Regions from separate parts of the Homo sapiens genome. Here region 1 is linked to region 2. The links are chromatin loops, found by intact Hi-C in ENCODE. Cell type or tissue: ascending aorta. All regions are shown on one strand. Links, peaks and the distances in the headings refer to the core of each region. The heading gives the core; the rest is flanking DNA. Region 1 overlaps SLC38A1 (solute carrier family 38 member 1). Region 2 overlaps SLC38A2 (solute carrier family 38 member 2).

Region 1 (8,394 bases), core at 3,176-5,675, 140 kb before region 2:
GACTAGTCCGATGGACCTCCTAGGATCATCCGGAAGAGTAGGGTTTCCTTATTGACTTCCTCTTAACTGCTCTGTCTTTAGATCACAAGATCCAGTTTGGTATTTCCTAAGGAGGCAAAGAACTGCTCACTTAGGAATGCACAGAGGAGATGACTTACCATTTATAAGGAATAACTTGATAAATAGCACACAGACCATCTTCGTTGCCACTGAGAGCAAAATTATTATCTTGGTAGGTGTCATTCAACCTTTTTGGCATATATGTAAAGTAATAAAGCAACGATAGCTTAAGAGCAGGCCAAGTTTGTATAAAGGTATGCTGCAATCTCACTGCAACTTAGTAGAATTTGCTGAAAAATATTTAGAGACATCAGAAAGTGATGCTGGTGCAATTGGTTAAGAATATAATTCTCCCGATAGAATGAGAAGACTATTTTTTGTGATGGGATAATAATGATCAAATTCCCATAACATACAAGCAAGGACTTAGGGCAACGTGCTGATGGGTCTATACTTTTACTTCTATTTCTATTTACTCCTTATGTAGGCTCAATTGTAAAACACTAAATTTAAAGAGAGAAGGGACCTGGTAGTCTGATCTCAGTTTACAGAGACCCTTATATTTTTCGACTTATCCTTACTGGAAGGGGTACTAACTGATTTGTTTGTAAACATGGATCATAGACAATACAATGGTGCATAGTTTTGCTGGTAGGATAATTACAAATGGCCCACAAAGGAGAATATTGAGAGACAGACAGAGAGACAGGGAGGGAGAGAGGGCCAGAGAATTCACCTACAATTAAGTGAACAATCCACCAAAGTGAAGATAATTGCTGTAACTGACAATGACAATTACTGTCCTTTTCCCAAACAGCAATTTAACAACAAATGCCCTTTTGCAATACCAACCTCATCTAGTATTTCTTAGCAGTCTCAGAACTATTTTGAATTTTCAAATGAAGGAGGCATTCCTAGGAAAGTAGACAATGAGCAGCCAGTCCCATGCTGACTCTGTGATTATTATCACATCTCCACAGCCTACTAAAAGTCTGAGGGTGAACTAAACCTTTCAGTTGATCTTTTTTCTCTCTGATAAATTTGCAACAATAATGAAAGCCACTGTTTTGCCCTAAAGCCTTGTTTCTGGTTTTGCAAAATCTAATTCTTACATATCCATTCACTTATTTCAGTAAAACTTTGCTGAGGAGCAGCTACGTGCAAATGCTGTTCTAGATCGTGTTAGCGGGAGGAAGATGATTTCAACAAGGAAGAATTTGGCATTAATCCTGCCCTTGTAGGGCTCAGCATTCAATAGGGAAGGTAAAATGTATGCTTAAATAATGGAAGTGATACTTACTATTAGAAAGATACAAATGACACTGAAAAGGAAAGGAAGAGAGACCTCCCTTCCACCTGGGAGGATCAGACAAGCAGTTTTGGAGGAGATAACATCTGATCTAGGCCTTCCAGGACCATGAGGATTCAGAAGACAGAGATGAGACAGGGTACGGGTGGGCTCTGGAAAGACCAAGGTAACAGTTTTAAGGCAGGCAGCCTCTACAGAAAAGGGAAGGTTAGTGTGGCAGAAGCTGAGGTCATCTGAAGGGAAAAGAGGTTGAAAATACAGTCTGGAACAAGTGGCACAGCATTGACAGAGTCCTCATTCTAGCTTCATGGTCTAACTATCTACACCAAAAATATATTTTCTCTCTCAAGTTTTTAGCAGGTAAGAGGAAAAAGAAAAAGTCTTACTGCACTGGTGTTAAGTTCTTCAAAAAACCAATTTTTTCAACTAGCTTTTTTTTTTCCTCTAAAAGCAGGTTAAAAATAAATTCAAAGAGTCTAAACTTTCCATCTCCACTCCACCTCTAGACCCTTTCTCACTCTCCAGAAGTAACCACTGCCAACAGTTCTCTTGTGTACCCTCCCCAAATATTCTGGGCAATATAATGTATACATATAGACACACCCTCCTTCCATGCTCACTTCCACCCAATATTCAGTTTGTATTCATGTAATAGTACTATGCTACACAGTATTAATAATACTATGCTACGCAGTAACATAGTGCTACACACTATGTTCCCCGTTACAACCTAGGAGATTTTTCCTCACCTGCCCATATAAGTCTATTTTACTCTTTTAAGTAGTAGTCTAATACTCTATTTTATGAAAGTACCATGGTTATTTAACAAGTTTCCTAGGGTTAAACTTGGTATTATTTGATTTTGCTATCACTTGGTGTTTAATTCTTAATAACAAAATGTTTAGTTACTTCTTTCAGGAGTTCAACAGCTCCTGAAAGCAATGGGAAATCTTAAATTGCACATGCAGGAACCCACATGACAAATATGAAGCCACTGAGAGGTTTATTGGTTTCACAATATACTTTAAGCATACATTTTACTTGTTGTGAACAGGAACCTGACATCCTCGGTCTACAGTTTGGTACACTTGATATTGCCAAGCTGTTTTCATGACAGTAAAGGGGATGGTTATTGGTGGAACACTAGCAAGATAATTCAGGAACACTGGCTGATTTTATAAGGTGATTTTAAAGGTACATTATATTGGAAAGTAAAAGGTAAGTACTAACTTGCAAGCATCCGTTGATAAAAATAAAGTTTTTCTCAAGTTGTAGAGTAATAATGCAACTTTGGTGTCTGAAGAAGGCATCACCAAAGGCGGTATGGTGTTTTAGATCACGCTGGCTCTAGAGTCAAGCAAGCCTGGATGGGACGCTGGCTCCCCTACTTTCTAATGTGTGATCACAGGTAAGTTATTAAGCCTCAGTTACTTTATCTGTAAAATGGGGCTAATACCTACCTCATAATGTTGTTGGTGGGGATTAAGATAGTGTAGCATATATAGATACTGTTCAGTAAATGTTAGCCATTATTTAGTGACTACCTAATACTAACTGTAGTATTTTAACAAATATCTACAGTGTGTACTATGCACCACGCACTACTATCACTCTCTCCATCTCTCTTTCTCTCTCACATTCACACACACACACACACACACACACACCCCACTCATTTATTCTTCCTAGTAGCTCTATGCGTTGGTACTAATAAAAGTCTCCTTGCATGCCACTTTTCAAAGTCTGTTTTTAGATAAATTATCTTTTTCACTCCCACAACCACAACACAAATGAGATAGAAAATGGAAAAAAAGAATCCAAAAGGTCTGGTATTATAATCAACCAAATAAAATTTAAACTATTGTTTTACACACATTGTACTTTTGTTTCACAATTAACATTTCAAAGAGATTGTTCACAAACTCAGTGTTAATAATAAACTGATATCTCAGAAGTGTCGTGAATTCTACTTTTGTTTTTCATGGTTTTCAACTTAAGGACTACATTATTAAAATAAAAATAATAATACATGTTAAGAAGTTATGGAAAAATAAAAAGCATTTATTGCTTTATCAGATTCTGTGTAGTGTAATAAACATCATACTTACCTAGTACTATGAGATGTGTTCTAGAGATTAATTTCCTGTAAAATGTATGCCTTTAATAGAAATCTTCAGAAAATGTAACAAAATGTAACAAAACAAAACCCACCATTCTTCCATGTCAATATTGATTTCTAATTCCTACTTCTGCTATGATGGAGTTATGGGTAAGACTCAGATAAAGAGGAAGTTATGGTGGCAGGAAATTCCTTTAGCATCTATTGCCTTTTATTTGGGTCCTCACTCCCAGGAAAACAGCTCAACAAGTACTCTTTACCCTGAGGTACTTGTGCCTCAGTACATCCCTGACTTGCAGCCTCAGGGTCCAGCCTCACTTTGTTACCCATAGAGGATATATACCTGCAGAACTATGATAAATCGAGAGTGCCCACCAGCATCCTCAGAATTCAGAAAAATGCAAAATCCAGCACCATTCTTACAACAGGACAGGACTCACTGAATCTAACTGAATTAGAGTGTGTTAAACAGGGATGACAGCCATTATGGATAGGTTAAAAAAAAATGAGCTGCAAACTCATCCAAGAAAAAGAAATCGCACCAACAAGTTTCCAGATGACTGCAGAGAAGGCTCCACACCCAGCCTCAGGGAGACACTAAGGAGCCTTCCCAGCTGCTGGTCCAAAGAAGCCTGGACAGTCTTGGACTCCTTTCCTGTGTTGGCCAATGTGAGTCTGGAATGGAGCCCTGTACCAGATGAAATATCTTGATCCTGCCAACTGCTTCTTGGCTTTGAGCAGTTGTAGGAGCAGCTGGTTTTACAAGAGTCACAGAGTGAATCCTTGTCCTGAGGTAGGAGAGTCCTAAGTTTAGTGAGAAACTTAAAGTTTGAGCCTTTGTACAACTACCTTCATGAGATTTAGCTGAAGACTTGGTGTGTTGCGCTTGTTATCCATGAATCTTACAAATAACTAAATGATCTATAATAGTTTCATCCAGGAAAAATCTTCCTTCAACTACAAAAGTAAATTTTTCCACTTCCCCGCTTTAATCAGACACTAAAGTGTCATGAGATAGGAGGTCAATTATCCCTCAGCCAGTATAGTTAAAAATCAATTGAATTCTAGGAATAGTAGATTGAATACAAGGACTTACTCCCTCTCCCTTGATATCCCAGTAAAAAGATTTTTTTTAAGGCGTAAAGCTGCTAGGATAAAATATAATAGTAGACAATAATGAAATTTTGAAAGCTGGAAAGCAGACAGACCTGAACCATAAATCGGCAGTGGAAAAAGCCAAGACCAACTCAGTTTACCTCAGAGAATCTCTAAAAGGCACTGCTGGCATGACTGAAAGTTGGGGATAATGGAAGGGGTGAGCTAAAATAGTGAGGATCTGTTGAACTTTTTTCAAGAAATAGCTAGATTCCCCAGACCAGGTCCTACTCCATAAAGCTGACTGGTTGGTCCTCCCCTATCCTGGCAACAATCTGAATATATGTTCTCTGGAAAGTATACAATATATGTTTCTAGGTGAGAGACTAGGCACAATTTGTGGGCAAGAGGCATACTCTAATGAAAATTGGGAACTGAGTGAACACATGCCTGCTGGGATAATCATTCCAGCCCTTTCCCCCTACTTGGTTCCCAGAAAGATGGCGGTGAGGTCTAGGCCCCCAGAACAGGGGATTGGGAGCTGTTCTCTGGGTGATCTGAACAGCCAAAGAAGAGGGTCTTAGACAAATGACCCTGGTGGTTCCCAAGTAAAGGAACATCTTAAGTAAATAGCATCTTAAGTGAAGCTATTGCGAACAAGCCCCACTCATGTGCGCCAGGCTCAAATCAGCCTTGTTTTCCCCCCATTCTTGAAGACAGCAGATAAAGAGGAACTATCTGACATCTGGGCAAAGAGTCTAAGGTGAAAGACCCCAAAACAAACAAAAATCAGCTTGTACCTCAGGGATACAAACAGCAAAATCCAGATTGTGGAAAACTTTACACAAATGGCCCTGTTTCTTAAATAAGTGGCACAGAATAAAAGGAAAGAAATGGGAAAATATAAATTAAAAAAGACTTAAAATACATATCAACCAATTGCACTGTGTGAACCTTATCTGAGTACTGATTTGAACAACCCATATGTTTAAAAACATAACATAATCAAAGCAATTTAAATACTGATTGTATATTTGATGATATTAGGGAACTGTTGTTGACTTGTTTCTAGGTATGACATATTGAGTTAAAAGAGTCCTTATGTTTTAGAGATATATACTAAAATATTTAGGGATGAAATAATAAAATAGCTGAGATTTGCTTCAAGACAATCTTGGTGGGGGACTGACTAAAACAACCATCCATAGAAGGAAGGAAACATACAAATCTTTTTCTACTATTCTCTCTACTTCATGTTTTAAATTTTTCATAATGCAGAAAAAAAACTATCATTAGAATCCTCAGAGAAGATATTGAAATCATGAAACAGAACCAAAATAATATTAAAAAGAAACATTCTTAGAGTTTTTAAGCTCCTATAAATATAGTAACAGAAATAAAAAATTCAATAAAGAGGGGAAAAATTGAGGACATATCCCAAAAATTACAGTGAAACGTTATAGAAATGAAAATAAAGGAAAGATTAAAAAAATTAGAGGACTAGTCTAGAAGGTCCAAAATCTGGGGGTAATAGGAATTCATCAACACAATAATGTAAAAAAATTTCCCAAACTGAAGGTCATGGATTTCCTTTTTTTTTTTTTTTTTTTTTTTTTGAGACGGAATCTTGCTCTGTCCCCCAGGTTGGACACAATCTCGGCTCACTGCAACCTCTGCCTCCCGGGTTCAATCGATTCTCCTGCCTCAGCCTCCTGAGTAGCTGGGATTACAGGTGCCCGCCCCTACACCCAGCTAATTTTTTGTATTTTCAGTAGAGACGGGGTTTCACCATGTTGGCAAGGCTGGCCAGGCTGGTCTCAAACTGCCAGGTGATCCACCGGCCTCAGCCTCCCAAAGTGCTGGGATTATAGGCATGAGCCACTGTGCCCGGCCAAGGCCATGGATTTCTAAAAGAAAAGATTGCACCCAATGCCTGACACAATTGATGAAAACAGGCCCACATCAAGGCACGTCATTGTGAAACTGCAGGATACTGGGAACTAAGAGATTTGACAAGTTTCCAAAAAAAAAAAAAATTAACAAAACCTGGCTATATATAAAAGATCAGGAATCAGAAGCATATAGGACTTCACAACAGAAAAAAGCTAGAAGGAAATAGAGCAATACCTTCAAAATTCTGAAGGAAAATTATTGCTAGTATAAAGTTCTATATCCAACCAAACTACCAATCAAAGGTAAAAGTAGAATAAAAATATTTTTCAGAAATAAAGGTCTCAAAAATTTTATTTTCAGTCACCTTTTCTGAGCAATAACAGCACATAAGTAAATCCAGAAAGAATAATAAATGGAATATAGGAAACAATGGATCTAGCAAAGAAGAGAGGTAGAGGAAATCCTCAGAAGGGTGATCAAGAGAGATTCCAAAATTAAAGCTACCCTTTATGCCTCAGTTTCCTTATCTGTGAAACAGGAAATTAATGATAGCAGCTACTTCATAGAGTTATTGTAAGGATTCTGCATAAAACACTTGGAATAATGCCTGGCACTACCAGATACTACTTGTATCTCTTGTAGAGATACAAGAATTACTGTTGTTACAACCATCAAAGAATTGACTTTTTACACTAGGTTAATTTATAACTTGACATATTGCAATAACTTTTAAAAAAAGAAATCAATGTAATACACATTCTGAAGTGAACATATTCCCAGCTTTGGAATGACTGAAAATAGTCACAGAACCATAGCGTTTTGGAGGTTGGCCTGGTTCTGAAATTTTTCTTGCACAATTTCCTTGTTTTGAAGAGGAAGGAACTGAAGCTCAGAGTGGCTAAGAAACTTGCTTAAAACTACATAGCCATTTAGAAGAGGAGTTGGGAGTAGCGCTCAGGTGTCTCATGTAAATGCACTGAAAACCAGAAGTGTAGCTCCTCAAGCAGTCTACTATCCTCAGAGAGTCAGAATTTCACATATACTCAAAAAAATCACCATAGAAATATGTTGTCCAATTCTGCCATATTACCCTAAAACCTGGCACTCAGCTCAAGCGGAAAGGCAACTTAGAAAGATGCATTCAGAGTGATCAAGAGAGGAGGCTAGAGTTAGGTTCACTGAATTAGGCTGACAATATGGAAGACAATGTATCGAATTCACCATCTTACACAGTCTTTTAATTTTAGAAAGGACATGTTAATTTACACACACACAAAATTAATGCCTAACACAGGGCAGCATGGATGGGCATTTCTGTTCCTGGAGTAATGGAATGGGCAGTAATATTCTTTTATCTCAGTTTTTGATGTCTTTTTTGAAAGGATATCCACAGTTTGTAGGATTAGTAACCATTTCGGTCACTGCTTGTAAGGAAATGATGCTCCTGTCAAAAGGACATGGCAACAAGGACTATCTAGCCAGGCCAATGAAAAGCGTGAGTTTCAAGTCAGGGAACAAAAGGCAAGATCCTCGGAGAAGTGCTTTCTCCCTCACCTCACCACTGACACTCGTGTGACATTTGAGAGGGAATCAGGCTGGGCGAGAATTTTCTTAGTACAAATTCTATCATCTCTCTTAATCTTGTTCCAACTAAAAATAAGCCCTCCATACATTTGCAGAAAGTCCCATTCAACAGTTTGAGATAAAGTTATTTAAAAAGAAAATTGCCCATTTTCTTTTCATTGAATCTCAGTGGGAAAGTACATGCTAATTTCTCATCTTCAAAACACTGAAAATTTCTATGCTTCTTGAATATTTATTACAAACAAATTTGTAATTGCCCTTTGATGTAGTACACGCTTCACAGCAATCCAAATGCCAAAGTGGTGACTGGCTGGGGTTAAACACCTCTTAATAT
Region 2 (8,394 bases), core at 642-3,141:
GTTAAGCAGCTAAATCTCCTGGCTTGGCTTGCAATTTGTGTTTGTGTTACATAGTCTGAAGGTGATGGGAGAGGAGACAGGCAATATGAACTCAGAGGCTGGCATATCATACAAATATGCCATCAAATGATTAATGATATTTTCAAACCTGGATTCTAGAAATTACTGATTAAATACACTACAGAAAATTCTAAGCTCTAAATTTAATTTCTCATCACAAATATGAAATATATTAAAACAGACTATTTTTAAAGTGATGGAACTACACATAGAAAACTAGCAGCTTCATTTCAATAAGCGTTTTTTTTTGTTTTTGTTTTTGTTTTGGTAAAGGAGGCGTTACTTACCGTAAAATGTTAGGTATCCAAAGAGGGCGGCAAGCAGATACATGAGAAACATAGCAAAAAATGAAATCTTGGACACATTCATCATTCTTCTACGGCTGCGGCTATGTAATTCAAGAGAAAATTCAAATATATATTTCAGCAGCAGTTACAGCAATTGTCTAATATTTTCTCAAATTTATGTAAAAATGAAATACTCACTCTTTCAGTTCTTCATAGATGGGAAGAACAGCAGGATGACAGACAAATGAAAAGATCAGAATTGGCACAGCATAGACAGTCTGAAAGAAAACGTAAAAATCTACTTAATCTGATGTAACGAACTCATGCTGTCACATTTCCGCAGCATATATTTTATGTAAACAATCTTAGAATCAAAGCCTAAGTTTCCTTTGTGTAATTAGCTTCCATTCTTCTAATCTGTTCATGAAGTATGATCAATATCCTCACTTCTGAATGTGTCAATTATTAGCACCATATGATTATCTCAATTCTCAATCTATTTTCAGATGTAAACCAAAACTTTCTTCACAGTCCTCAATAATTAGCTAATCACATGTTTTCTATAAAGCACCTATTATCCTCCTCCCTTTACCCTGGGAGTGAATAGCTTCCCTCTTTTCTTCCCTAAACTCTTCTTTTGAGAAAATAAGCATATTTAGTTACCTGTGAGTTGAAAATAAAATAGTGAGGTCTGCAAGAGTCATTTTCAGTCACGTTATGTGACAAAGCAGGTACAAGAGCTGTTGGCTGTGTTAAGGTGGTGTTTATTGTTTCGTTAATTATCAAAGCAGCTTCCACAGGACACGGAACCTGAAATTTCTTGCAAATGACCTAAAAATATATTATTTTGCATGTGTTAAACTAAGTGACATGGCAGGGCTTATAAAAAATTTTTTCTAAAAAAAAAATCATACCCACCACAATCAGAAAGAACACCATACACAACAAGGAAAGGCCACTGGTATATCCCAAATATCCTATAAGGAGGGGTGGCAGGAATCAGTATTAGTTTAATGAAACAGATTTAAGGCAAATATCTTTTTCCCACTGAATAACTCAATTCTGCTGGGAAGACTTTAGGCACTAAAGTATGTGTATAGCACTAAATTTCTAATTCTTATGATACTAAATTATAGATTTATTTAAATATACTTGTCATAACCCAAGCTAATAAAAACTATCATTTGCATTATTTCTTACAAAGCACAACATATAGTGTCAATTAAATATTTTGGCTCCTAAATTTTGCATGCTGTAAGTCCCAAAGATATACCTTTCTACTTTCTAGGGCTTTTTCATTCTGATTAATTTCTATTCAGAGAAAGCCCAACTAACTGGTGAGAGGCTCATTTCAATTCTCTTTAGAGATGAGTTTGCTCACCTAAATTTCTAAACAGCGACAAAGGAAGAATGACCACCAATGACACCAACAGAACCAAATAGTTCCCGTTCAGATACCACAATCTAAAGAAAACAGAAACAAGGTCAAAACAGTCACAAATATCCTCTGAAAAATATACACATCTTCTAACAGGACTCATTTCATAGGAATACCATGAAAACAAACACACAAAAAAGACATGTTTGGAAAAAGTTTCCCCTGTTCAAGATAGGAATAACTTTTTAATTTTGTGTGCTAGATGAACATTTACTCAGGTTAGAAGTCGGGTATAAAACAGTGTAACTTTTGTCCCACTACTTGCTCTGGGAAGGCTGCCAGCTGATTCATAACACAAAATGCTTCTCAAAGACTTGATACTAATGCAGGGAACAAAGCTTGTTTGTTAAGCCAGTAATCTTATCTTTAAGCACTTTCAGAAAAATTGTACACCAACTTTGGTACAGCTTTAGCATGTAATTTCTAATGCTGGAAACTAAAAAATTTTAAAACAAGTTTTTTTCCAGATGCGTTAGCAAATATTATTAAATATTTCAATGAGGAAACGTTTTCATAAAATGCACAGGCAAACTGCCCCCCCCATAAAAAAAATTATAAAACTCAGTCCCCCAAACCAGGACTTATTCCAGGTTATCAGAGTATGTTGTGACATCTTGACCCACCTTTAACTCCAAAGACAGCCAAAAATATCCCTTTTGAACTTTAGAAAACATTATGTATATCCTCTAAGCCTTTTTCTTTTTAGGTAAATCATGAATTGCACTGTCTTCTAAATCACTATTTTCAAATTCTAATTGCCTCATGAATTCTGTTCACTTCAGCAGTAAGCACTCTGCAGAACACCAACACTTAAAGATCAGCTTAAAAAATTAAATTTCTAAAGCCACATCTGAGATAACAGCACTTCTCTATTTTGACGTAATGAGCTGCACATAGGGTGGGAAGTAAATTATCCTTCCCCATGTTTACTTTAGATAAATACCTGTGAGTTCACTGGGATGAGTAACTTTGCTAGAAGAAAATGGTTTCTATAGCATGCCCAAACATTTTCTGGCACATGTTGAGTATCCCTTATTCAAAATGCTTGGGACCGAAGTGTTTTGGACTTTGGAGTACCTGCACATACATATTTGAAGTATCTTGGAGATGGCACTGAAGTCTAAACACAAAATTCACTTATGTTTCCTATACACCTTCTTAAACCCATAGCCTAAAGGTGATTTTATACAGTATTTTAATTAATTTTGCACACCTGTCACGAGATCAGGTGTGGATTTTCCACTTGTAGTGTCATGTTGGCACTCAAAAAGTTTTGGATTTCAGATTAGGGATGTCCAGCCTGTATTTTGCATTGAACAGATTAAGTCTTAAGAATTCCAAACTTACAAAAATAAGACGGATTAATTTTTAATGTAATTCAAAGCTTCAGTCCTCACTTAGGATATATATTAAAAACACCTATAACTTCTTTAAGTATGAACATAAAGACAGAAAGCAAGTTCTAGAAAACCTGTTTTAGAAATTAAGATATCCAAAATTGTAGGGCTAGCTACTATCTTTCGGCCTTTCCTTCTCCAAAGTTCGAATCAGTTTACGGGGATGGGGGGCCTTCTTGGTCAGTTTCAAAAGGAACATTTATGGATAATTAACTAATCATTTTGTATACAACTTTGATAAAAATGTATCTAACCACTTTTGACTATAATTGTTTCTTATGAGTAACCTTACTTAGCACCTACCCAGTTTTATCTTCAATGTTCGTTAATGCCTGGATCACCAAAGGCAACTCATATTTCACTATGAAGAGGTAGCTTGACATAGCTGGAGGAAAACAAAATTATACCATTACAAGTGCAAAACGCGGCACGTGACACTAAAACGCATGTGTCACCATTCTGTGCTCCACAATGAGCATAAAGTCTACCCAAATAATCTTTTGAAAAATTCTTACCTCCAATGTTCTGCATTGTAATTGATCCAGATGCTGCAAGCTTTCCAACTAATCCAAATGCCTTATATCCCAATTGTTCATATAATAAAGACCCTACAATTTGAAGACAGAAGCATGAAGCCAAGGATTTTAAAAGAGAAATAAAATGATAGGTATACATTGTTTTAGAAAAATCAAGAATGCTATCATACCTCCTTCATTGGCAGTCTTCAAAAGGAGATGAACAGAATACAGGGAAAATATTGACACAAATGTCAAGAGAATTCTGGTGAGAGAAGGAAAAGGCATAGGGTTATAAATAAGCATGGCTATATTTAAAGACAACTCTTTCTGGATGTTTAAATAACATTATGTGTGCAACTTGTCCTATTTGTGTCAAAATGCCCTGAAGAACTGGCATTTCCTCTCCTACTAACTGGAATGGCAACACTGTCTCTTGGCTGGCAGTAAAAACTTGCATCATTTCTCAGGTGATAGTTCTACAGCATTGGTTAGGAACAAGGATGTCTACCCACTGAGCCAAACATAGCATGAGACACTGGAAAGCTCAACTTCCCAGTGATGGAGTTTGAAACTTGTATTTTGATTCTGGCACCACAATAATGAGCTGTATGCTTGCCACCTTTCTGCATTTCAGTAGTTCCCCTTATCTGTAAAATATTAGTAATATCCGCCACTAAACCCAGCCCACAAGGTTCTTGGGAAATTCAACTGAGACACGTTCAGGAAAGGTTTTAAGACCACATGGACCGTATACACAAAAACAGGAATGACAGGCCAGGTGCAGTGGCTCATGCCTGTAATCCCAGCACTCTAGGAGGCTGGGGCAGGATGACTGCTTGAGGCCAGGAGTTCGAGATCAGCTTGGACAACATAACATAGGGAAGCCACATCTCTACCGAAGGAAAAACAAAAAGCCAGCTGTGGTGGTGTACACCTATAGTCTCAGCTACTCAGGCTGAGGTGGGGGTATCACTTGAGCCCAGCAGTTTGCCACTGCACTCAGCCTGGAGGACAAAATGAAATACTGTCTTTTTAAAAAAAAAAGAAAGAAAAGGAAAAGAATGGTAAGGGGGAAATGACACTAACATGATACTAACATTTTAAGAGGCACTACAAGCTTTACTAACAACTGGGCACAAATCAGAGAACTAACCATTGTGATGACATACTACATTGCACCCCATGGCAAGGAATACAGGCCCACTATTGTCACAGTTAAACAATGTCTGTGCTAGAACAAGTAGGCTATCAGCTTGACTGTCTCTAAGCCTTTCCTCCCTTGACCCTTTCACTTGGATTGAGCAACAGAAAAAAAATAAATAAATAAGGTAACATAGAGTGACTAAAGGGACCCTAATGTCACCTAATTTTCCTTTAGGGTAAGGGTTCTCCCTCATTCCAGCTTTACTTTCCTTCCACCTAGGAGAGCCCAGAGATACAGACTAATTTTTTAAAGAAATTAAATAACAAAACAGGGAAACTCATAGAAAACCTTGCAAAGGAGAAGAGTTACATGTTTTTTAATTCCGTATGAACAAACTGCACGCAGTACCATGTAAGGTGCTGACAAAGAAACTGATGTCTATTAGTTAAACAGAGGAAGTGGCTTTACACTACCATTCTAAATGCCAGAAGTTTTACAGGACCTAGTCTGAAGTGACACTATCAACCTCACTTCTAACTGGAGAAAATATGTTGGTTTAATTAAAAACAAACCAAATTAAGTCCTTCCATGTCTTATACTGAAATGACAAGGGATGAATAGACTTTATAACCTTTGAGGTCACTTTCAACCTTCAGATTGATTCTACTTAAACAGGTTAGCTACAGGGTTGCTGAAGTGCACCGTGGCAGCCATGTGGTTTTTGGCCCATTTTCCTCTATACCTCTAAATATAAAGTAAGTACTGATGAATAAAATCACACTTTAGCAATCTTATTTAGCCATTAAGCAAAATGGTAAATCAATGACATAAGCACCTATTAAAGTATAATTCCAAGAGTACAAGGGTTACATCAGAATTTGACCTTCACTTATGAAACAGAGGTGCCATTTAGTATCATTTCAATTCTTACTTTAACTACACTGGCTGCACTCTAAAACTGCCTCCAGTTTTTATACCAAGTGCTAACAAGGATTTCAAATATTCGACAGTGATGCCATTCAGGTTCTCCACTAAGAACTCCTGAGATTCTAGGATTCTACGTAAATCGCTGGTCCTTCACCTTAGTAAGAGTTCTCTCAAAAAGCCTCATCCTAATTGAAGCAAGCCAGAGTGAATCCTAGCATCTAGTACTCAAAGCCAGGCTTAACCTCAGTGTGGAATTTCACAAAGCAGAGATTTGCAAAGGTCTGCTTTTCTTTTCATGAACATTCTATCGTGCTGGAGAAAATAACTTGAGTAGAAGGCACCAATCAGCTAAGTAAAACACATCTGTCACAAAGGGACAATTCCATGCTATATACATATGGTTTCCTTATCTGTACAATGAAGGTATTAAGTTACACAATCCTCCACAGAAATTGCCTTAGCCAGGGGTCCACGGGTACTTAAACTTAAGGGCTATGACACAAACATCACTGAAAAATACATGCTTAAGATTGCATGTATTTTTGTTTTGTGCTTTTTCCCTGGAAATAAGATCCACATTTTTCTATCATATTCTCCAAGAGTCAGTGACGCAAAAATGGCTAAGAACCACTGCTCTGAAGTCTTCTGTACCTCCAAGAGTCTATCCACGTATTTATGCTGGAAAGCACAGAAGTAATTAAGTCTAACTGTGCAACTGTGGGGGGAACCATTTAAAAATAAGTACTTACTAAAGTATTCATTTTTTGCCACAACATGTGGCAATCGAACAGGTCTGACAAAAGCAAACATTAAAAAAACATGTATGGATTGCTTTTCAGGGTCCAGAAAATTATGACCTCCTCGTCTTAAAACAAACATGTTCCAGGCTGGGTAAATACCACCACACCTTGTATGTTTAGAGAAATTTTCTTTTCCTTATTCACGTAAGGGGCCACAGGTCCTTAAGAACTGTGTCGATTTACCAAAATGATTTGGAGCTTATTAGGATTTTCAGCTTCTGATTTGCCAAAACAAAATTTATACCTACCCTGGCTTTAGCCATAGTTTTTTTAATATCTACCATCTGTTACAATTTTGTTTTAACTATTCCCACTGACTTAGAAGACTTCTGGCTTAATTTGTCAGTTTTAAGGACTGCCCTATTTTTTTCTAGTTGGCTTTCTTGATATTGTGCAGTATGTAGTAGAATAAAGAGATTTTTTGGGGTTTCTCATACTTTTAATTTTAAGCAAGTAACTTTTGAGTCAGCTACTCCAACTGTAAATTCAGTTTCTGGAGCCAAAATATGTTTTACCATAGTAACTGCCCTGCATGGCAGACTCACTACTTACACATACTTACATAAAAAGAGCAATTCCAGTATTAGCCATGGCATAAGAAAGCCCAAGGATTCCACTGCCCACAATCGCATTGCTCAGATTAAATACTGACATTCCAAAGGAAGTAGTACCTGGATGCTACATAGAGGGAAAACGATAACCAAACATATAACAATAATTAAATGGAGAAAACCAGCTTTGGGCAAGTTAGATTTGAATTCTAAAAGTAAAACTATTCTTTTACTCCATAAAGCCACTGACAGACAAATTACTATTTTTAACTTACAAATTCTGTTTCATACTTCTTCTTCCCCAAATTCGATTCAAGTAAAAAGTTCTGGTTTTCAGGATCTACATCTGCATAATGGCTGCAAAAAATATAGACATATATAATTGTAAACTGGATTGAAATATCTATCATTACACACAAGACTGCTTTAACATAAAATACCCTCCAACAGCATAGCTCTGATACAACATCTTTACTTAATGTATAAATATTAACTAGGAGTTGACTTTCACACCAGCTATCTTGTCATTACAACAAGATAATCGGATACTCTTTCAGAGATTACGCACCTTCTCTAAATGCTATAGCAAATTAAAGCAATGGAAGCAGAGTCCTAGGTAACTCCCTGAACCCAACCCATGCAAGCCGTTTTTTCAAAAGTGTCACAACTTCTCCCACCTTTTCAGAGCAGCTTGCTTGGTGGGGTAGGAGTAGTTGAAGTCGCTGTTGGAACTGTAGCTGCTGCTGTCTTCATCCGGGGAAATACTGAATCGTCCCATTTCGGCCTTCTTCATGCTAAGCACTGGGAGGAATCGGGTGCAGCTAGTAGCGCTGGGCTCCTTTTGTCCTTGGCGGTGGGTGCAGCGGCCCGCGAGTCGGCCTGCGAAAGTAGAGGCGGCGCGTCAGGACCGCAGCGCCAGCCCGCCGCGGTCACGTGACGCCGCCCGGAGGCGCAGCGCGGCTGATTCATCCCAGGCCAGGCGAGTGGAAAAGTACCAGCCGCGCGCGAGGGGCGGGGGCGCGCCGAGGGGCGGAAAAGTACAGACGGCGGAGCCGCGGGGAGAACAAAGATGATGCCACCGCTGTGTTGCGGCCGTCGAGGCCCCCTACTCCGGCAGATTTCAGTATTTCACCCTCTCTATTGTCCCTCGTCGGAGTGGAGGGGGCGAGGGGGGGTTCTGTTTTGCTTTTTCCCAGTCGCTCCAAACTTGCACAGGCACTCAGGGCACACATCCAGCCCCGACCCTGGCTCGTGTGCATGCAACCTAGGCGC

Evidence for each region. Hi-C counts contacts between places; a loop is a spot of excess contacts. Peaks named below come from ENCODE experiments on the same cell type or tissue, not always from the same donor. Only the 100,000 strongest peaks of a DNase experiment are listed, where the experiment ranks them.
Region 1: a loop joins it to region 2, with 2.5 times the contacts of the local background. A loop is called at or near these places in 13 of 110 quality-filtered maps.

The regions. Positions count from the first base shown.
Region 1 is chr12:46,220,444-46,228,837 of GRCh38, forward strand. All of the region lies in intron 5 of SLC38A1 (solute carrier family 38 member 1), which reads right to left. Among named protein-coding and RNA genes, the nearest start is that of SLC38A1, 44 kb to the right of the region's middle. In ascending aorta, for the core only: no CTCF peak of the experiment used is centred there; a DNase peak (open chromatin) is centred at 4,148; H3K27ac peaks cover 818 bases.
Region 2 is chr12:46,363,379-46,371,772 of GRCh38, forward strand. SLC38A2 (solute carrier family 38 member 2) reads right to left here. Exons shown (of 16, transcript NM_018976.5): 2 at 7,800-8,001; 3 at 7,398-7,479; 4 at 7,134-7,249; 5 at 3,889-3,962; 6 at 3,698-3,790; 7 at 3,486-3,567; 8 at 1,729-1,811; 9 at 1,266-1,324; 10 at 1,011-1,178; 11 at 546-625; 12 at 348-448. The coding sequence starts at 7,915. Among named protein-coding and RNA genes, the nearest start is that of SLC38A2, 5.2 kb to the right of the region's middle. RefSeq lists an enhancer at 8,325-8,394. In ascending aorta, for the core only: no CTCF peak of the experiment used is centred there; a DNase peak (open chromatin) is centred at 2,053; H3K4me3 peaks cover 2,500 bases; H3K27ac peaks cover 2,030 bases.